Regions from separate parts of the Homo sapiens genome. Here region 1 is linked to region 2. A link is a loop called in an ENCODE intact Hi-C map of the cell type or tissue named here. Cell type or tissue: heart left ventricle. All regions are shown on one strand. Each heading gives the region's core, and the rest is flanking DNA. Links, peaks and the distances in the headings are about the cores only.

Region 1 (11,062 bases), core at 4,161-6,660, 62 kb before region 2:
TTAGCAATGAATAGAGAGACAGCAGTCCCTGCTGCAGGCGCTTTCTCCACTGGTGACATCAGAAAACCCCTCCAGTGGGCTGTGGTGCATACAAAGGTGGTTGGTGTGGGGGGGTGGGACAGAGCTGAGCCAAGCACCAGCCTAGCCTTTAAAACAGGAGGGGCTAGGAAGCCCCTCCTCCAGCTCCCAGCAGGTGACATAGCAGGTAATGGTGTCTGAAGAGCACTGTTTTATTGTTAGTTATTTTTTGGTTCAATATTATTAACTGAAGTCCATAGGTTACAGGAGGGTCCGTTCTCAGTGCCGTACATTCTACGGGTTTGGACAAATGCTTACTGTCCTGTGTCCACCATTACAGTATCATACAAGGTAGTTTCACTGCCCTAAAAATCCTCTGTGCCCCACCTATTCATCCCTCCCTCCTCCCTAGCTCCTGCAACCACTGATCCTTTTACTGTCTTTGTAGTTTTGCCTTTTCTATAATGTCATAGATGTGAACTCATACAGCATCAGCCTTTTCAGATTGGCTTCTTTGACTTAATAATACTTAAGGTTCTTTCATGTCTTTCCATGACTTGAGCTCATTTCTTTTTAGCACTGAATAATATTCCGCTGACCGGAGGCACCACAGTTTGTTTACCCACTCACCTCCTGAAGGCTTCCAGGTTTGGGCAATTATGAATAAAGCTGCTATCAACATCCACGTGCAAGTTTTTGTGTGGATGCAAGTTTTTGACTCATCTGGGCAAATACCAAGGGGTACAATTGCTGGATGGTGTGTGGCGGATCATATGTGAAGGGTACATTTAGTTTTGTAAGGAGCCACCAAACTATCTTCCAAAGTGGCTGCACCATTTGTGTTCCCACCGCAGCTCCTGTTAAAGCCCAGCGTGGAGAGTTCCTGTTTCTCATCTGTGTACCACACCCACCACCAATTTCAGATGAATTAAAAAACAGAAACCCTACTACAATGTGGACACGGCAAGGACAAGGCATAATTCCAAACGAACACTGATGACCGTGGCTTGATCTCACGGCCCCGGCTGGTTCGGCCTGGCTCGGGGTGAAGAGCCTGGGCCCTTGGCCGTTCTTCATCCAGCTGGCCCTGTAATGAATTGCATGTTGTCCAAATATCTGCCTCCCCAAATGCAGGAAGATTCTGCATTTCCCGCACGTCAATATCAGACGTGGCCATGTAACTTGCTCTGGGCAGTGAAACGTGACCCACTTGGCATGTACCATTGCCAAATGGAGCCCGTCAAAGCCAGGGTCCTGCCGTTTCATCCCTCTGCTGTGAGACAAATGAGACCTCAGACAGGGGCCGCCCCTTCCAAAAGAGAAAATGGAGTACAACCCCAGCCCTCCAGCGAAGGGACTGTCGTGGTGAGTGAGAGATCCTCCATGCTTGATGTACGCTGCCAAGAGCTTTGGGCCTGTTTGTTATGCAGCATAAGGTAAGCTGACAGAGACAGGTTCCTTGAAGACCCAACTCACTGTTCGAGGTTTATGGGAATGACAGCAAGGGCCTGGTGGCATTTTGAGTTGTTCTGGTTACTTGGACACATGTCCAGAAATGACGCAGAGACTCATCCCTGCAAGCTGTGTTCAGTGTCCTGCTGGTGTTGGTCTAGCTTGTCACATTTGCAGGCTGGAGGTCAGGTGTTTCCAGCTGGTAGTGACGGGTCCTGAGTTCCCTCTTGGTTACCATCTATCCTGCTATCGTGTAGTTTTATGTGAGTGCCTTAACAACTGTCTAGTAAGTCATCTTTTTTTTCTTTGATGAAGGAATAAAATGATTGTGATTTGGGGAAGGGTCAAAGTCTCAGAGATGGAGCTGGCTGCCCACACTCTAGCATCCTGAAGAAATCCTGGCTGGGTGCGGACGCTCATGCCTGTAATCAAAGCACTTTGGGAGGCTGAGGTGGGAGGATCACTTGAGCCCAGGAGTTTGAGACCAGCTTGGGGCAATATAGCAAGACTCCATCTGTAAAAAAATTTTAAAAATTAGCCAGCTTTGGTGGTGTGTGTGCACCTGTGGTCCCAGCTCCCTGGGGGACTGAGATGGAAGGATCACTTGAGCTCGGGAAGCGGAGATTGCAGTGAGCCATGATCAGTTGTGCCACTGTACTCCAGCCTGGGCGACAGTGTGAGCGAGACCCTGTCTCAAAAAAAAAAAAAAAAAAAAAAAGTGGCTGGGCGAGGTGGCTCATTCCTGTACTCCCAGCACTTTGGGAGGCTGAGGCAGTCAGATCACGAGGTCAGGAGATCAAGACCATCCTGGCTAACACGGTGAAACCCCGTCTCTAATAAAAATACAAAAAATTAGCCAGACATGGTGGTACGTGCCTGTAATCCCAGCTACTTGGGAGGCTAAGGCAGGAGAATCGCTTGAACCCGAGAGGCAGAGGTTGCAGTGAGCCAAGATGGCACCACTGCACTCCAGCCTGGGCGACGGAGCAAGACTCCGTCTCAAAAAAAAAAAAAAAATCGCAATTGCTTATTCTGAAAATTAAAAATTGTGTTATTTAAGCCTTGAAGTGGTTGTTTCAGGGGCAGCTGAGATATTGATTATATCACCAAGCTCTGCTCCATGGGCAAGCCCCTTGGGATAAAAAATGAAAATGGCCTCTGATGACCTAGTGGCGCCAGGAAGAAAACGCTCTGATCTTAGCTGTTACTTGAAAGCCCTCAGGGGCAGGACTTTCTTGGCAGGGCTTGCCTGCTCCAGTGTCAGACAGCTGTGTGTACTCACCATTCCCTTCTGCCCCAAATCACAGCCACTACTCTGCTGTTCAACACTGAGGCATAAAGTCGGGTGTGGACAGGCAGCCGGTACCTCCTCTTCTGTTAGCATGATTACACCTGTTCTCATGATCTCCTGCCAAGTAAACAACTATCCCAACACTTTGTGGTTTAAAACAGTGGTTTTAGCCGGGTGCGGTGGCTCACGCCTGTAATCCTAGCACTTTGGGAGGCCGAGGTGGGAGGATTACGAAGTCAGGAAATTGAAACCATCCTGACTAACGTGGTGAAACCCCGTCTCTACCAAAAAAATACAAAAAATCAGCTGGGCGTGGTGGTGGGCGCCTGTAGTCCCAGCTACTCGGGAGGCTGAGGCTGAGAATGGCCTGAACCCAGGAGGCCGGAGCTTGCAGTGAGCCGAGATTGCACCACTGCACTCCAGCCTGGGCGACAGAGCAAGACTCCACCTCAAAAAAACAAAAAAACAAACAAAAAAACCCAGTGGTTTTATTTATACCTATGATTCTATCAGAAATTGGGGAACAGTTGGCAGAATAGCTTGGCTCTGTGTTATGGGATGTCAGCTAGAGTAGTTTGATTGGGGTTGAGGAATCAACTTCCAATATGGCCCACTCCCATGCCTGGCAAAGCCCTGGGAGCTGCTGCCTGTGGCTCCCTTCGCAGGCCTGCTTGGGCTTCCTCATGGCATGGCAGCTGGGTTTCAAGAGCAGGTGTTCCAGGAGGCCTAGGAGCAGCTCTAGAGACCTGGCCTCGGAAGCTATGCAGCATCATGTCTGCCTCATTTGATTGATCAAGCAAGCTACTGACACCATCCCAGATTCATGGCAGGGGGATCCTTTCTGCTTGAGTGGCAAAGGGTTTGCAGCCATCTTTGCCCCAACACCCTTCTTACAGAACCCAACCCTGGTGATTGATTGATAGCCAGCATGTTTGGGGGGGTTTACTTCAGGACCCACAAGCAATTGTTACCTGAATTCAAAACAGCCTATAATCCCAGCACTTTGGGAGGCCAAGGTGTGAGGATCACTTGAGCTCAGAAGTTTGAGACCAGCCTAGGCAATACAGTGAGACCCTGTCACTACAAAAAATATAAAAATTATCTGGGCGTGGTGGCGTGTACCTGTGGTCCCAGCTACTTGGGGGCTGAGATGGGAGGATTGCTTGAGCCTGGGAAGTCAAGTCTGCAGTGAGTCGTGATCACACCACTGCATTCCAGCCTGGGCAGCAGAGCAAGACTCTGTCTCAATAAATAAGTAAATTCAAAATAAAAACAATTTTTTTCCTCTAGCATGGATTTTCAGTAATTAACAGAATTAAAAAAAAATCATCAAACACTTCTTGTGTTTGACCTGACCAAGTGCCAGGAGTGGCTTCCTGTCTAGCAAATTAGAAAGATGCAGGCCTAGTTGAGAGGCACACTGCTGTGAGTTCATGTCAGCAAGGACCCCTGAGTAAGGGCTGCAAGGCCACTGTGATGATGTCACAAAAACTCTTGATCAGGGTATCTGCCCACAGCCTTTCTGCCTTCTTTTATGTGCGTGTACATAACATGTATGTGTCTATATGTTATAGACATACACACGTACACATAATGTGTATGTATACACACAACACATGTATGTATGTGTGCATATATTGTCTATATGTACATAATTTATCTCTTTTTGTTAACTTTGTATTTGGTTTTACATTTTCTCAGCAATATGTAACAGTATCACTGCTACTTCCTTACAAAGCATTCTTATGGAAATTTGCAAACATACTCAAAAGCAATAGAATAGTACATCACCAGCCAGTTTCAACCATCATTAACATTTTTCCAATCTTGTCAATCTGTTTCCCACCTCCACTTTTACTTTTTTTTCCTTTCTGCAGTTTCATAAAGCAGATCCCTGGCTGAGCACAGTGGGTGATGCCTGTAATCCCAGCACTTTGGGAGATTGAGGTAGAAGGACTGCTTGAGCCCAGGAGTTGGAGATCAGCCTGGGCAACATAGCGAGACCCTGTCTCTATTGAAAAAAACCAACAACAAAAAAAGCAGATCCCAGACACTGCATTCCCCCAACTGCAAATTCTTCCTCCGTGCAACTCACGCAAGTTTCATTCTTACAAATGCAATGTGGACAGGAAGATACAGCGTGGGTTCTTTCCCATCTTCAGTGTGGTGCACATCAGCTTTGCCCTGGAAAGTGTCCCTTTCCACTCATTCTAGAATAACAATGCTAGCTCCCAGGGAAGGCCCTGGGCTTTGCTTGAAAATGACACAAAACCACTGCTGGCCTCACGCCACCATCTGGCCAAGTGTCTTAAGAGACCATGCACCTGGGACAAATCCAGGACATCCTGTGTCCAGTGTCACACTTGGTGGACGGTCCCTGCATGTAGGGGACATCCCACGTTCACCTTGAAATCCTGACGGGTCAATATTTGCTGCTTCCTGGATCCTCCTGTGAGCCACTGATCCATTTTTGGGAGCTGAAATAGTAATCCAAGTGGAAATGCCTCACACGCACACGATAATGCACAGACACTGGGAGCCAGGCCAGCTGGGGAGCCCTGCCCGTGGTCTTAGCCACGCGGACTTACATTTGGGAATGCTACAACCTTCACTCCTATGGTCTGCGTGAACAAAAACCACTTATCCCCCTTCCCTTTGACACTGTCATCTGCCTGTGGCTACCTTCGGCATGATCCAATCCTTTGGGGGTGCCCCTGGCCAACCATTGGGTGGTACTGGGGTCTGTGGGCAGGGGTTCAAGTTAGAGGGTGGTTGCCTGGTGGCCCACATGCAGGAAACACACAGGGAGTTTGCATGGGCCCAGCTCATCCTTAGGCGACTGGAGCCCAGCTTGGAGCAGGTGGGGTGTTGGTTTAGGGTCTGCACTGGTGTTGTCTTTCTGATTGTCTCCAATTTGGGACTTCCTCCGTCTTGCTGGGGTCTGACTTCCCCTCACTGGTCCCTCTAAGGAGTGGGGCCTGTCTAGGGTGCAGAAGCCTCCCTGGGCCTCAATTTTCCCTCACTGAAAGGAGAACATAGGATCAGAGTCTCTGAGGGCCCATCTAGCTCGAATGTTCCTTGAGTGCTTGAGCGAAGCTTGCCCATGGTTTGAGATTTGTCCCAGAACCCCTTTTGGTTCCTTTAGACCCTTCTGCTCTAGCTGGGTGCTGATTCCATCCCTGTAGCCTGGCCTACATGCAGGCCTGGAAGACCTTAATTGGTCTGTCTGTGTAGGAGGGAGCCCCGGTCCCCACCGCCCAGTGCTCTGGGGGCTATTCACTTTAATGGTCATATAGTCACATGGGTTTTTATCATGCAACCTCAGCACTTCACTCTCAGTCCTGGGAAAAAGCACATGGTCTGGACAACAAGGCCTTACACCTGAGGGCTGTGGTGAAGCCGGAATTGCAGAGGGAGAAGTAAGGACACCTGAGACCTGGTGCTGGGTTTGACTATGTCCCCTCCAGAATTCGTGTCTGAAACTTACTGGCCAATGTGATAGTATTAATGTAAGTGGGAAGCTGGGCGCAGTAGCTCAAGCCTGTGATCTCAGCACTTTGGGAGGCTGAGGTGAGTGGATTGCTTGAGCCCAGGATTTTCAGACCAGCCTGGGCAATGTAGGGAGAACTTTTCTCTACAAAAAAAGAAATATTAGCCAGGTGTGGTGATGCGTGCTAGTCAGGAGGCTGAGATGGGAGGATCACTCAAGCCTGGGAGGTGGAGGTTGCAGTGAGCCATGACCGTGCCACTGTACCACAGCCTGGTTGACAGAGCCAGAGAGCCAGATCCTGTCAAAAAAAAAAAAAAAAAAAAAAAAAAAGGGCCAGGCACAGTGGCTCACGCCTGTAATCCTAGCACTTTGGGAGGTCGAAGTGGGCAGATCACCTGACGTCAGGAGTTTGAGACCAGCCTGGCCAACATGGTGAAACCCCATCTCTACTAAAAATACAAAAATTAACTGGGCATGGTGGTGGGCACCTGTTACCTAGGTACTTGGAAGTCTGAGGCAGGGAGAACTGCTTGAACCCAGGAGGTGGAGGTTGCAGTGAGCTGAGATGGTACGACTGTATTCCAGCCTGGGCAACAGAGCAAGACTGTGTCTCACAAAAAAAAAAAAAAAAAAAAAAAGAAGAGAGAAAGAAATAGGGCCTTTAGGAGGTATTTAAGCCTGAGGGTTCCTCCCTCTGAGTGAGATTAAAGCTTTTATAAAAGAGGCTTCCCAAAGCGTTCGCTTCACTTACAACACAGTGCCATCTTGGAAGCAGAGAGCCCTCACCAGACCCTGATTGCACTGGCACCTTGATCTTGGACTTCCCAGCCTCCAGAACGGTGAGAAATACATTTCTGTTATTTATAAATCACCCAGTCTCGTGGATCACCTGAGGTCAGGAGTTCAAGACCAGCCTGACCAACATGGAGAAACCCCATCTCTACTAAACCTAGAAAATTAGCCAGGCGCAGTGGCTCACACCTGTAATCCCAGCACTTTGGGAAGCCAAGGTGGGTGGATTACCTGAGGTCAGGAGTTCGAGACCAGCCTGACAAACATGGAGAAACCTCATCTCTACTAAAAATACAAAATTAGCCGGGTGTGGTGGCACATGCCTGTAATCCCAGCTAGTCAGGAGGCTGAGGCAGGAGAATCGCTTGAACCTGGGAGGCAGAGGTTGCAGTGAGCCAAGATCGTGCCATCACACTCCAATCTGGGCAGCAAGAGCAAAACCCCATCTCAAAAATAAATAAATAAATAAATAAATAAAAAATAGAAAATAAATCACCCAGTCTCAGGTATTTTGTTACTGTGGCACAAATGGACTGAGATACCTGGCATCTACCCTTGGAGGCTACCAGTAGGCCAAGGGCCAGCCAGGTGCCTCTGTGCAGGAGCCACGCTGCTCCCTGTTTCTCTTCCAGAGAGCACTGTATGGGGCTGACCCACCTCTGCAGCCAGGACAGACATGGCCTAGGTCCTGGTCCCTGTGGAGGAGTCTAGCTGTGGTTTTAAGGCAAAACTGGCCATGCGTGGTGGATCATGCCTGTAATCCCAGTACTTTGGGTGGCTCAGGCGGGCAGATCACCTGAGGTCAAGAGTTCGAGACCAGCCTGGCCACCATGGCAAAACCCTGTCTCTACTAAAATTACAAAAAAAAAAAAAAAAAAAATTAGCTGAGTGTGGTGGTGGGCGCCTGTAATCCCAGCTACTCGAGAGGGAGGCTGAGGCAGGAGAATCGCTTGAACCCGGGGGGCAGAGGTTGCAGTGAGCCCAGACCACACCATTGCACTCTGGCCTGGGCAACAAGAGCAGAACTCTGTCTCAAAAAAAAAAAAAAAAAAAAAAAGATAAAACCAAGTTCTGTCTTGTCTGTTTTCTTATGCAAACCTCTCTCACAGCCACTGCCCTCTCTGCATTTCTTGGGTCCTAGCACCCAATTTGGAGACTGCTCTGAGACATGCCCCTTGGTTCCTTTAAGCCCAGAGCTGTGTGCCTCAACTAGATGGGGCCACGGTGATGGTGGGGTGAGCAGGAAGGAAGATGGAAAAACAGACAAGTTAAATTATGTCAAACAACTCATTTATTTTCTCTTGTTTTGCTTTCTTTCCAGTGGCTCACTTGAGGGGTTTTCTTTTTCAGTTTTCCATCTGCTTCTTTGGGGTCCCATGGAGTCAGGCTTCAGGAGAAGACCCCAGCCCCTGCTGCTCTGTTGGGCTCCTCCTGGCTCCTGTGTGCTCAAGGTGCTGGGGTCTCTCCCCAGCCTCCCGTCACACCTCTGCTGGGTTCACTCTCTCTGAGGTGGCAGAGTGAACAGGGCCGACCACTGAAAGGGGAGTAATCCCAGAAAAATGAAGGGAAGAATGCAGGTCTTTAGGAAGCCCCATAGAAGGATGGGCGCCCCCCTCAACCGTGAGGAGCCCTCCCTGTCCCATGGAGGGATGCCCCCCCGCCCCCCGTGAGGAGCCCTCTCCATGGAAACAGGGTTGAGGGCCTGACCTCCCCCTTGGAGCCCCAGAAAACAAAGTGGGGAGGGTAGGGGGAAACTGAGTTGGCGGTGGCGGCACACGGAGGACCAAATCCTCTCAAGCTGGCGTCTGGGCGGGGTATGAGGAGCAGACCAGCCACGCAGCCACGGCGGCCGGAGTCACTCGAGGTCAGAAATGCCCAAGCAGGAAATGAGATGCAACTTGTAACAGACATCAAAGGAAATGGAAAAACATTCTTCTAATATGTCAGGGAGGCTAGAGGAAGGCGGGGGGCGCTGGCCCTTTATTAGGAGACTGGGGAGGGGGCGATAAGAGATGGCACTGGAAGGCTAGAAATAATTAAAATCAAAGCACCAGACACCTGGGGGTGGGAGTGAGTGTCCTCCCTGCAGCCGGGAGACCTAAGGAGCATGCTCAGAGCCCTCCAGGAGTGCCTGGAGCAGCAGTGGCGGGCAAAGGCCTGGCCTCGGGCCCGCCTCTGTCTCAGCCAGCTCCTCCAGGCCCAGGGATGTGGTCCCCATGGGGTGCCTGCTGCAGGCAGCCAGCACAGGGCTGGTGTTGGCAGAGCCCTGGGAACTGAACACAAGCCTTTTCCTGGAAGAGAGTCCCAGTGGGATCGGGGTGCCAGCACGTGCTGGTCCCGAGGGCACAGCGTGGCCAAATGGTCTTGGGACCGAGTCCTGCTCCTTCCACACAGAGAGGCAGTGCCTAACCAAAGGTGCAGAGGGAAGAGGGCAGCCTCAGGGTCCTTGTCTGTAGCCAGGGGCCATTGCCTCCTTTTCTCTACACAGGTCTGGGCCCGATCTCTGGTGCTCACCTGAGGCTGGCCGTTTAAAGTAGGACACTTCTCCTTGCCTCTTGCCTCTTGGGAAGCCTTTGATGGGCTGCACCCTGACGCGACCCCTTTCCAGGAGTCCAGGCGCACCCCTGGTGGTGGCATGGGGAGTTGGTGCTCGGCAGTGGGTCCTGACCACTTCCTGCCCATCACAGCCACGGCTTCTCCCCTCTGAGGAGGGATTGCTTTCTCAGAAGGGCGAGCTGGTGCTGGGCATGCACGCAAGTGTCCAGAAAGCGGGAATCCAGGGCCCTGAGCCTGCGTCCCTGCCGACTCAGCCCCGGCTCTGAAAGGGAAGCAGATGGGAGTGGAGGGGACCCCGTGCCCGGGGCCTGGGACCAGGCCGGCTGGGTGTGGCTTCACCAGGATGCGCCGGGTTTCAGCCTCTGTTCTGGGGGCTGCATAAGTCAACTCGGGGCGAGTCCCAAACTGTGCTGGGCTTCGGTTTATCACAGTGGGGCTACCAGACACCAGGTTACAGCCCTGGGGTCGGGGGGCAGAGGTGGGTTGATTTTCCCAGGCCCTGGGGGAGCAAGGGAGAGCCTGCTGCTCCCCAACACAGCGATTTTCCAGGATCCGACGCTACAAACAGCAGCAACATCCTTGGTGGAAAAGTTCAAGAATCTGGTCCAAAGGCAGCCTGAGTGAGCCAGCCGGGACCAGAACCAGGAGCCGCCCAGTGGAAGGGTAGGTGCTGGATGCCCTGCAGGAGGGACGGTGGTGCTGGGGCCTTGGCCACCGGCCGGGCAGCAGCCTGGAGCGCCGACTCCAGAGGGGAGGCTGGGCGCAGCTCCCGTCGGGGCGTGCGGGCAGCTGCGCCCAGGCGGGAGGGAGCGCGCGGCGGTGGCCCAGGCGGCCCTGCCCGACTGTCGGACCGAGCCTCCCCCTCCCGGCCGCGGCCGCGCTTCCCGCTAGCGGGTCCGCGGGGAGGGGCGGGAAGGCAGCTGGACGCGGCGGCGATTTATGGGCCTTTCAGGCGAGCAGGTGCCTCCTCGGGCCGCCCATTGTCTCGCCGGCCTCACAATGGGGCTGCTGCAGCCGCAGAGCCGGCCCCGCCGCTGCTCGCGGCCTGCACGGGCACGACGGCCCCGGGACGGCGGGAGAGCCTGCGGTCGGCGCATCTGTCCGCGCGTCCGTCGGTGCGTCCGTCGGTGCATCGGTCCTGCTGCCCTCCGCGCGCCTGTCCACGGGAACGGGCCTTGGGCGCCCAGCGTCCATCCCTGCGCGCAGCACGGCTCCGCTGGCCCTCGGGGTCCCCGCGCCCCGACGGTGCGCCCGCGCCCGCTGCGCTCGCTCGTCCTGCGCCCGCTCGTCCTGCGCCGTCGGGCACCCGGCTCCGCCCGGCTGGCACGGCCCGCGCCGCTGCGTCCCGGTCGCACACACAGGGGCCCATTCTTCCTGGCTCCGCGCAACCATATGGCAAATCCGCGTCGACACAGCAGCCCCCGCTCATTCAGGCGCAGAATGTCCCGCAACAGGGAACAATC
Region 2 (11,062 bases), core at 3,490-5,989:
TCTGAAGCCGTCATCTCAGGTACCATGAACCAAAATTGGGGAACCTGTTCTTTCACAGGGTACATGCTGCTCAGGATCTGAAATGCCCCAGCAGGTCCTTCCCTGACTGCTGGGGTGGCTGCCACGACTGGGGTCAGCTTCATCCTAAGGGTATCAGTGTCTGCACAAGGCTGGGGGTCAGGGGGCACTGGTGTGATTCTCCTCCTGGGGTGCAACAGGGGTTCAAGGTAGCGCTCAGAAACTGGCTGAAGCCACGGAAAGGGCCGCCGTGGGTTCTGTCCAACGTAGTTAAAAACATCTGACTGCAACCACAAAAATGCTGGCATCCGAGCCTGCTGCAAAAACATTTTCATGTCAAAGGCAAGCGCACTGGTGCCGTGAGGAGCTTGCACCGTTAACCCTTGAAAGGAGCGTGCGCAGAGTTGGCCTGTGGAGCAGAGCCGGGTGCAGGCTGGCGCCACAGGCCTGGGTCATGGGTCGGGCATGTGGACTAGGGTGAGGGTGGGTTCCCTCTGTCTCCTGGGGTCAGGAGTGCCACTGGGCTCTGTTGCCCTGAGACCTCCCTGTTGACCTCAAGCCCTGACACCCTCTGCGGACAGGGACCAAGGTTTTGGAGGGGACCTCCAGAGGCAGAGGGGCAGCCACTGCCCAGGGGTTGGGCTGTGGTCACAGACATGTATTTGTGCATTTGAGGAGCCCTGAACAGACACCTGTGTCTGTTCAGGGCTCAGACATCAGATGGAGATGTCTGAAATGGAGGGGGCAGGGGCTCAGGGAAGGCCTCCTGAGCAGGGGACTTTGGAAAGCATGAGCTGGGAGGAGCGTTCAGTGCAGGGAGTCCAGCCAGGGCAGTGGGCCTGAGGCGGGAGTGAGCCAGAATGTTCCAGGAGCAGCAAGTGCATTTCTCCCTTAATGAAACATCATGGTTAGCCCTTGAGTCAAAGGGTCCTATAGCCCCCTTTCTGCTGCCTCCAGCCCCTCATCATATGTGGTGTGGCTTCACCACAGGGTGGCTGTTTGCTCCCTCTGGATGACAGGCAGTCAGAGTCCAGCTTTTCACCACTCCTGGACAGCGATGACGCACAACCCAGAAGCCATTCTCAGTCCCAAGGGTGTTACTGCTCCAGGGCGGATTCTCAGAAGGAGATCACTGGACCACAGGGTGAGTGTGGTCTCACTTTCAGCAGCCTGACCATTTTCACAAAAGGCTCTTGAAATTCTCCCCCACGGCGCTGGAGGCCCCTCTCCCCAACATCGTCACCAGCACTGAGCTTGACTCCACTTTTTAGTCTTGGCCAACTTGCCCTTCAAGTCTCCCTCCCACAACCTGAATCTTTATCCACTTCACTCGCCTGTTTGTCTTTTCCACACTGCAGCAGGAACTCTCTGGTGGCCACTGACCCTTCAACCACAATGCCATGGTGAGTTTCCCAGGATGGGCAGAGGCGTGTGAGGTCTTGCCCCTGGCTACTGTCCTCTTCCTCAGGGACTTCTTGATCTCCCAAGCCCCGGCCGCCAGCCGTCCACATTCATCTAACGGAGCCCTCACCCAGGACTGTGTGCACACTTGGACTCCCCAGAGCCCTGCCCGCCTGCAAGGGAACATATCCAGCTGGCTGGTCCCCCAAGTCCCCTCCACCCTGACAGGTGTGCGGCGACTCAGCGGTGCTTAATTTTTCGGCACAGGCAGCTGTTAGATACAGCCTGGAGACCCCCTGAGCAACTTGCCTTGGGTGAGGGTGTGGCCTCAGAGCCTGGAGCTCTGGGGAGGCCAGCAGGAAGGGCTGGGGGCAGCTCCACCCAGTACCTCCAGGGCCCCCATCCTACTCCCGTGTCTGCTCCCACCCTCTCCTGAATAGTCTCCAGCCTCTTCCAATTGCCCCTCTGCCTGCATAGGGAGGGACTGGGGTCAGCCTGGGGCTGGGGGCGATGGTGCCTGCCCCCCTGCAACTCTACTGTCAGGCATCCTGGGTGCCTCATCTTTCTTGGGCTTGGCAACTACAACAGGACACCCTGTCCCCACTCTCAAAGGCTCTGGGATGGGGCACTGGAGTGGCGATCCTGAGCTGAGATCAGGTGTTTGGATCTACAGGAGGTGGGCTCCCAGGACCTCCTCCGACCCCACAGGGCCAGGAGAGGGTCCCCCGAACTCAGAACTACCCTGTGGGCCTCAGCATAGCTTCTTAGAACCCAGAGGTGCCCATGAGCTCCCTGACAAGCCCCCCACCAGAAAGCACAGAGGTCCAGTGGGGTCCCTGCTGTGGCACCCATAAGACCTATGTGGGCTCTAGTGGGGAGTGTGGATGCTGTGGTGGCAGCCTAGACACCCCCAAGGCCCCTAGAGAATAAAGGCTGCCCAGGTTCAAGCTGTGACCTGGCCACCCCAGACTTGGGACCCTCAGTGACACCCTGAGCATGGGGGTAATTTGGGGAGGGATTGGTACTGACCACATAAGGCTGTTGAGAGCACAGGAAGCACCCAGCATGGTGCTCAGCACGCAGCAGGTGCCTGGATGATGGTTGCTAGGACAACTCCTGCCCACAGTGCATGAGGCCGGGATGAGGAAAGCTGTGTGTGCAGAGCAGGCCTCAGAAGGGCATAGCGCTGGGGCCGTCTGCACAGGTGCTTTCTCTCCAGATCCCAGGCCAGGCTCCAGAGGCAGCTGGGTCAGCCTGACCAGGAAGCTCCAACAGTACCCTCTGATGAGCATGGAAGAGTCCAGAGTCAAGACCTAGGCCTTGGTAGGACAGCAGACTGGTCTGCCCAGCAGGCAGAGGCAGATGGAGCAGGAGGGGATGCCAGCCTCGAGGACTTGGAGGCACATGTATTTCTAAGGGAGACACCCTTGCTTGAGGTGCTTTAGCTACTCATCCAAGCCTGCTTGCTCCCTCTCCCTCCCTCCCTTACCTCCACCCTTCCTTCCTTCCTTCCTTCCTTCCTTCCTTCCTTGTCTCCTTCCATCCATCTACCCATCCACCTATCCATCATTTCTCAATCTACCCATCCACCTATCCATCATTTCTCCATCAGCTCACCCACCCAGCCGTCTCTTTATCCAGCCTTCCCTTCCCTCCATCTCCCCATCCATCCATTCATTCACCACTCATCCATCCATCCACCCACCCATCTCTTCATTTCCCCATCCATCCATCCACCCACCCACCATCCTTTTATTCAGCTCTCCTTCCCTCCATTTATCTATCCACCTCTTTATCCATTCATCCATCTCTCCACCCACCCACACACCCATCGATCCATCCATCCATCTATCCATCCATCCATCCATCCATCCCACCATCCATCCATCCTTTATTCAGCCCTCCTTCCCTCTATCTCTGCATTTATCCATCCACCTCTATCCATTCATGCATCTCTCCATCTACCCCCCCACTCAACCATCTATCCATCCATTCACCCACCTACCCATTCATCCATCCATTATCCACCCATCCCTTTATTCATCCCTCCTTCCCTCCATCTCTCCATTCATCCATCCACCTCTTTAACCATTCATCCATCTCTCCATCCACATACCCACACACCCATCCATCCATCATCCATCCATCCATCCATTTCTTTATTCAGCCCTCCTTCCCTCCATCTCTCTATTCATCCTTTCACCTCTTTATCCATTCATCTATCTCTTCATCCATCTAACCATCCATCCATCAACCATCCTTCCACGCATCCCTTTCTGCAACCCTCCCTCCCTGCAGCTCCCCGTCCATCTACCTACTCATCCGCCACTCACTCACACTCATTAATGCTCCCCACACCCCAGGCCTATGTGCCCGCCCTCATTCTTTCCACAAGCAGTGAGCAGCTGCCTCCTGTGTATCTTGCGGCAACAAGATCAAAAGGCACTGATGACGCAGTCACTGGCCTCCGGAGTGACAGCCCACCACCGACTAAAAATAGACCAGGATCAGCCGAGATGTTGGTCCTCCCCTCTGTTCCTTCTCTCATCCTTTGAGTCCCTGCCCCCTCGACAGAGGACATACTCCATGTGGCTGAATGGCTCCAGATCAAGGAGGGGACCATAGAGACAGGGGCTGGAGGTGTTGTCAGGACTTGGTGACCAGGCGCAGGGTTGAGGAAGGGGGAGAGTCATGAAAAGATGGCGGGGGAGGGGCATTTGCTCTAAGCACTGACGGGCAGGCGGGTTTGGGGGTGAAAAAGAGGTGCAGGTCTCCACCCCTGTGAGAGTGGGGAGCCCAGGTTCCCTGAATGGAGGTGCATGAGGACACAGGGCAGATGCCCTTGAATGAGCCCTGGGCATCAGAGGGCCTGCTGGCATCCTGAGGCCATCAGTGACCTCCATAAGCTACTCCAGGCACCTTGGGGCTGGGATGGAACTCCCTCCAGCTCTGCCAGCCCCTCAGTTTGACAGGTGACTCATGGTGCCAAGAGGAAGACAGGGCTCACAGTCTGTCGGGTTCTTCCTCTGTACCAGGCTCCGTTCTAGGCACAGGGTTCTCACAGGAGAGATGGTGCTGGCCAGCTCTGTCTTCTCAGAGCTTCTGTTCCAGCTGGAGAGCCAGGCCACAGCCTCCAGGCACAGGCACAGGCTGGGGCAGTAATGAGGGATTGGAGGCTGGGGCAGAGACCTGAGGCCATGAGGGGGCAGCTTTGCAGCCAGGAGAGGGCAGGTGCCAACAGCAGACTTCAGATGGTTTGAGGGCTGGCCATGGCACAACCCCAGGGTGCCACTCACACAGGCACAGAGGCCTTGAGGCGGAAGCCCCCAGGAGGCTGGGTGGAGTCAGGAAGGGGATGTTGCAAGGGCAGGCATGGGGCCCCGGGGGCGTGGGGCCTCGGGGGCGTGGGGCCCACGGCCATGGAAGGGTGCCTGGATTGCTTCCTAGGGAAGAGGGAGGCCATGGGGGGCTTGAGCAGGCAGTGCTGTGGTCTGGTTTATGTTTTAAAGTCCCTCTGGCTGCTGCATGGAGACAGGAATGTAGGGGGAGAGAGAAAGCCGGGAGCCCCTGGGGACGGGGCTGGCCCTCCTCTCCGGGAAGGAGCTCTGCCTTCATACATGCTGTTCCCGCCTCCCGGAAATGCCCTTCCGGCCCCGGCAGAGGCTGCAGTAGGAAGATCAGGGGCCACAGAGCCGGCCGGGCAGGCTGTGATGCAAATGTGTCCCCCATCATTTTCAACTGGAGCCCCCGAGCACTGCCAGGGTGGGGGAGGGAACGGAACCCTCCTCGGCGTCCCAGGTCTCAGGGAGGAAGGAGAGAAGGAAGCAGAGAGGGAGGGAAGGAGGGAAGGGGGAAAGAAGGAAGGAGAGAGAAGGAGGGAGGGGAGGACTTTGAGGAGGGACTCAGGCTTTTCATGTATGTGAGTTGACACATTTCCTTCTTAGACAAGTTTCAGGGGTGTTTCTGTTCCTTGAAACAGAAAGTTTGTGTGGGGACCAGCCGTCTGGGAGTGCATGGCCAAAGCTGGGGTCTGGGGGTCAGTGCAGGGAGCATGGGTGCCTGGGAGGCTTCCTGAGGAGGCGGCGGCTTAGAGAACCATGAGGGCTGGGCTGAGGGGTGGCCGGCGGTGCCAGGAGGACAGGAACGAGAGGCGGCACAGCCGGTGGGGCTGCGTGCCAGGGCGTGGGGTCTGCCTGGGGCAGGGCCTGAGCATGCCCCTGTGAGGACTGTCCCACTGTCATCCTGCGGCGGGCACTCGGGAGCTCAGGAAACTGTAGAACGGGAATGTGTTGCTCACTGAGCACCGTTTTCCAGGCTTGAGCCTGCAGGAAGCCTGGCTTTCGCCGGCCCCTCCTCTTTGGTGGTCTCCACCCATCCCAGCCACCGTTGCTCAGCTCCCAGGCCCACTGCTGCACCGTCTCCCACGCAGCCCCCCACACTGACCTCCTCCAGCCAGGGGTCTGCTGACCCTTGTGCTGCGCGCCCACTGGGACATCCCCATCCTGAATGTGCAGCCCTAGACCGCAGCCCAGAAGGAGGACGATCACAGAAGGTGGCTGCCAGCCACCCTGACGCTCGGCAAGGGCCCCGCCTGGGCTTGTCAGACCAAGCAGGGCCCTGTGTTCACCTTCTGTCCCCTCATGCGGCCTTTAGGGCAGTGAACCTCAAGAAGGTCTCCAGCGGCACAGACACAGGCACAGCCTCATGCGTGCAGGCCCATGGACTTGGCAGCCATTGCTCAAGTGACCCAGACACTGGCTCAGGAGAACGTTCTGCTGCCTTCACAAAGCACTGATAAGGGTGGAGGAGCTGTGTTTGCAGAGATGATTCCCCACCCCAGGAGGTCACAGGCTAGGACCAGTTGCGATAAGGGAAATCTGGGTTGTAACAGGGACAATGAGCCAGGGAAGCCGGACAGGGGTCGTGGGGACGGATTCCCACCAGGGGCTTCCTGGGGGAGGCTCCATTTGGATTGGGGTAGCTGTACAGGGGTGTGACAGGCTCCAGACAGGACACGGCACTGCGGAGGTGCACAGCCTGAGGGTGAAGGGACGCTAGGGTCCACGCCCACCCGGGTCTCGCCGGGGCTGTAAGGGTGCCAAGACTGGGCGGGGGTGAGTCTAAGCCATCTGCTGCTCTGAATGCCATGCTGGGAAGGCGGGAGTCCTTGTGGAGGCACACATCAGGCCCACAGCACCAAGACGATGGGAAGGGGCTGAGCATGAGGTCCATGTCCTGTCCCTCTGCCACAGCAGAGCGTCCTACAGGTGGGACTCCCGGCTGCCAGCCCTGTACCTCGAGCCCAAGCTCTCAGATGCAGCAGCCTCAGAGCTCTAACATATGGGGTTCCTCAGTGTAATGACAGGCACCTCCCCCAGTCATTGTCAACACATCCTAAATGCCAGCAGGCCCATCCATGCACAGATCCCGAGCAAACATTGAAAAACATTCAGAACATGAGAGAGAGGGGCCTGGCTGGCCAAACATAAACAGAAGATCAAGGAATTAAGCAGAACTTAAGATATAAGATGTATCTGGAGTCTCCAGAAAGATCCTAGGAGCTGTCGTGCCCATCAAATGAGGGCGGAATGCCATGACCACGGTCAGAGAGCAAGCGTGTGCTCTGGGATATTAAAAACAGGACTGCTAAAAACATTTCCTAGAACTCTGAAGAGATAAAGTTAAGAATATAATGCCATAAAAAAGGGGAAGAAAGTTGAGACATCAAAGTGTCATTAAAAATGTCTTCAGTCTGACTTAAAAGGAATTTCAGAAAGAGAGAACAGAGATGGTGGCCTCCATGATGAGAAATCATACAGAGACCTTTCCAGAGCTCAAGGACTAAAGTTTCCAAAGAGCCCACCAAGTGCCCAGAACAGTCAATGAACAAAGCCATCCACAGGGAACTTCTCTGGGAAATTGAAACCCCTGAGTCCAGATGGTAGATACTAAACATTTCCAGGAAGAAAAGAAAGGCCACTTACAAAAGTATGAGACTAAAGCAAGTATAAGACTTCTGAATAGTAAGTCTGGATGCTAGAAAACCATAGGACGAGGTCTTCAAAATTCTGAAGGAAAATTACATTCAGCTCCAAATTCTATACCCACTTAAACTATCAATAGGGCACCATGGTTGAATGAAGATATTTTCACCATGTAAGAACTTTGAATGCTTACCTTCCACACAGTTCTTATCAGTAAGGCCCCTGAGGCTTCCCCAGAAAACTGAAGAAATGAGCATTAAGCAGGTCTGAGTACCAGGGAACAGTAAACCCAATCTAGGATGGCCAGAAAAAAGGTCAGTTGCAGAATTATGCAAGGAAGGAGGGTTTGGGAGGAAAACACATCAATTAGAGACAGAGAGGGAAGAGCTCAGGGAAACATGGCTAGAACCAAAGGGGATTTGAGAGAAGGGCTCTGGCCTGGAGTGTTGAGCACGTGGTGGAGATGATAAAGGCCAACAGTGCACAGGAGGATAGCAGGGAAGCAGGCATGAGCCGTGGGGCCCTCTGGAGTCAGCGACCGAGGCAGAAACCCAACCAGTCAGGAGATGAGTCCAACTGGAAACGAAGAACTGAGAAGAGGTGTCTGTGGTGAGAGGACTATGGGGAGTCTGTTGCCACCTTCATACACAGCACCAAGACGAACAAACAGAGGGAAGCAGAGCCCCCAAGCTGTGCACAAGTATCACAAACCTGGACCAATGCCACGGTAACAACAACCCATAAATGAACACGTGCTGCACCAGGAGGCTGCGGGGGCGGGGTTGCAGCGTCGCTGGCTACCACACAAAGCTGAGAGAAGACCGCAAAAACCCACGATGAGTCCAGCGTCCCACATTTTATTTTCCTTAACCTGAAAGTGACATTTAGAAATGAATTTCTCTTTTGGTGAAGAAACATTTATCTGAATTCAGCAATTCCTTCTGTTTTACTTTGGTTTCTTCTTAAAAAAAGAAAAAAATCAACAATTCAAAAGCTGCAGGCATCCCTTGATTCCATATTTATATTTGCTTCTGATGGTGTGTCTGTCTGTCTGCCCACTCATTCATCTACTCACTCACACATCCATTGTCTGGCCACCCACCTACCCACCCACCTACCCACCCCTCCATCCATCCATTCCTCCATTCCTCCATTTATCCATCCCTCCTTCCCTCCCTCCCTCCATCTCTGCATCTATTTCTCTGTCTCTCCATGCATCCATATATCCATCCATCCTTCCATCTGTCCACCCATCTATTCACCCATCTACCCACCCATTGTCCATGTGTTCATCCATCCATCCATTTATCCCTCCCCTAATCCTCCATACAACAATCTGTCCATCCATTAATCTGCCCATGTATCTAACCATCCTTTTTCTATGCAACATACAGAGAAGCGTCTGGAATGCTGCTCTCCTCACACTAAGGATGGGTATTTCTAGGATAACAAGGGGTATCCTAGGGAAAGGGGGCATGGTCATGAAGGTATTTACCTTTCATTTCAGACCTTTCTGTACTGTTGGAATTTTCTAGAAATTCAAATAGAACCAAGATTATCAATCAATCAATCACTCAATCAACCAACCTACCTGAGGACTCCCATTTAAAAAATTAATGATAGTTCTCTGTGGAGATATTATGGTCCTCTTTTGTTTTCTTCTCTGCTCAGTTCTGCATCAGAGCCTATTAATAGCAACTCTGAATGCTATTTTCAAATGCCCCTCCCTCGGAGGTCTTCCCTGACCACCCCTGTTCCTCTCCGGCACAGTGCCCTGCTTTGCTCCTGCACAGTAATTTTCCTGGTCTGTAATTACATGGTATATTTTTGACCGGGGTAGCTCTGTGATGCCAGGACCGAGTTCTAGCCCATCCCCGTAACACCTCCATTATCTTCCACTGGGATATCGCAGGGGCTTGGTGGGTGCTGGGGGAGGGCTGGAAGGCGGGCCAGCCTGGATGGGTTCACCCTCAATGCCCTGGGCAGATGGCATCAGATCTTGGTCTGGTGCTTGGCAGTGGGCAGGGAAAATAAGCCCACAGGGTGCCCAAGTGGTGCCCACAGTGGTGTCCATGAGAGGGGCGGGAAGCAGCCGCCTTCACTTGCCACGTGCCGGGCACTGGGCCAGGTGCTCAGTGGGGAGGGCTCCAGGTACCACCGGCCCTGCCCCCAGAGAGACCGTTCCTGTCTCATCCTTACAGATGTGGAAACCGAGGCTCCAGGAGGCTGTGCAAGGTGCCCAAACTTGGCCTTCTCTACCGCTGCTTCCCTCATGCTGCAGCCAGGGCTTGTCAGGGGCAGCCTCAAGTTGGTGACCGGATTGGGGGCCAGGAGGCATGGTGGGCAGGGAAGGTGGCCACTGGAGTATCGTGATGGGGGAAAGAGGCAGAGAGAGGTCGGAAGAGGCCGGTAGGTGGGAGGAAGTCAGGGAGGAGAGTGCGGGAAAGGCAGGCAGCTCGGGTGGGTGGGGAGGAGGCTGAGGGAAGGGGGGCCCTGGAGGGGGTGGGGGTGCCCCTCGCCCGCCTGTGCCCACCGCCGGCTGTCCTGGCGCGGGTTGCGGAGGCACTGGGCGGGAAGGCCTGGTAGGCTGGGCCCGAGGAGGGCCCGGCCCGGGAGTGTTCCGAGGAGGGATTTATTAGTGAAACAAAAGCATATTTTTCAGCAGGACTGTTTGTTCAGTTACCTCATGACATCGCGCTGGCCCCGGGCCCGGAGTGGGGGGGCGAGGAGGCCCAGTGCAGCGACCGCGGGCGGCACAGTCCCGCTCTCCATGGAGGGTCCCCTCCCGGCCTTATCTGGTCCCGGACATCAAAGCGGGGGCTTTTCATAAGCGAATTAAAATAGCACACAAACAGCACAGGGCTGGGAAGACCCCGGGCCAATTAGCTTCCAGCAGAATAGGAGGCCTTTCAGAGCCGGCCACGTTCGAGGCGTCGCTGCGGCTTGTCAGGCTCGATGAAATATTTTGCCCAAAGCTCATTATAATAATGAACCTGCATTTCTTTCCTCAAGAGAATAATTAGCAGACTTCCAAACGGGCTAAAGCAGCCATTTAAACACTGCCCCTTCATCGTCCCATTTACTTCATTCTGTGACAAGGAAACACTGGCGCCTTCCGAAAGAGCCGAGACTCCCAGCACCCTCCCTGCACGGTCACAGACTGTGGGGCCTGCAGAGAGGGGCTACGCCCCAGCCCCAGGGACCCCGCCCAACCTGTCACCCCTCCCCATGCCCCCGCTGGTGCTGTCCCGGTGGTGCCGTCCCTCTCGGGCTGGCCTGAGAGTGGAGAAGCAGAGGCCTTTGTGTGTCACCGGAGCCAGCACGCAAGCCAGGCTTTTACTGTCTCTGGGGGCACGCTATTCTCTCAGGGCACAAGAGAGGGGCGGGGAGGGGTCAGGTGGGGGCCACCCTCAAGGGAAACCTGAGCCCGAACGTACTCCCGGGCAGTGGTCTGGTACAGCTGAGCCTCTGATGATGCCCACGGAGAGAATGAATGGGGATCCCCCAGGACAGGTGGAAGATGGAGCTGGGGGCTGAGCAGGTTAGAGAAGGGTTACCTGCAGCCTCCTCGGAAAGCAGACACGGCCCAGCTGCTCGGTGGGGAGCACAGACAGGTTACCTGGTGCCTAGCCACTGGCACAACCGGGGTAAGGAAGAGG

What was found. Hi-C counts contacts between places; a loop is a spot of excess contacts. Peaks named below come from ENCODE experiments on the same cell type or tissue, not always from the same donor. Only the 100,000 strongest peaks of a DNase experiment are listed, where the experiment ranks them.
Region 1: a loop joins it to region 2, with 2.2 times the contacts of the local background. A loop is called at or near these places in 28 of 110 quality-filtered maps.

What each region holds. Positions count from the first base shown.
Region 1 is chr11:2,869,360-2,880,421 of GRCh38, reverse strand. It overlaps KCNQ1DN (KCNQ1 downstream neighbor), which reads right to left and starts at 10,389. Exons shown (of 2, transcript NR_024627.1): 1 at 9,558-10,389; 2 at 8,317-8,577. RefSeq lists an enhancer at 10,990-11,062. In heart left ventricle, for the core only: no CTCF peak of the experiment used is centred there; no DNase peak of the experiment used is centred there.
Region 2 is chr11:2,806,512-2,817,573 of GRCh38, reverse strand. All of the region lies in intron 15 of KCNQ1 (potassium voltage-gated channel subfamily Q member 1), which reads right to left. Among named protein-coding and RNA genes, the nearest start is that of KCNQ1-AS1, 50 kb to the left of the region's middle. RefSeq lists enhancers at 4,777-5,540, 5,541-6,303. In heart left ventricle, for the core only: no CTCF peak of the experiment used is centred there; DNase peaks (open chromatin) are centred at 5,043 and 5,683; H3K4me3 peaks cover 1,052 bases; H3K27ac peaks cover 1,746 bases.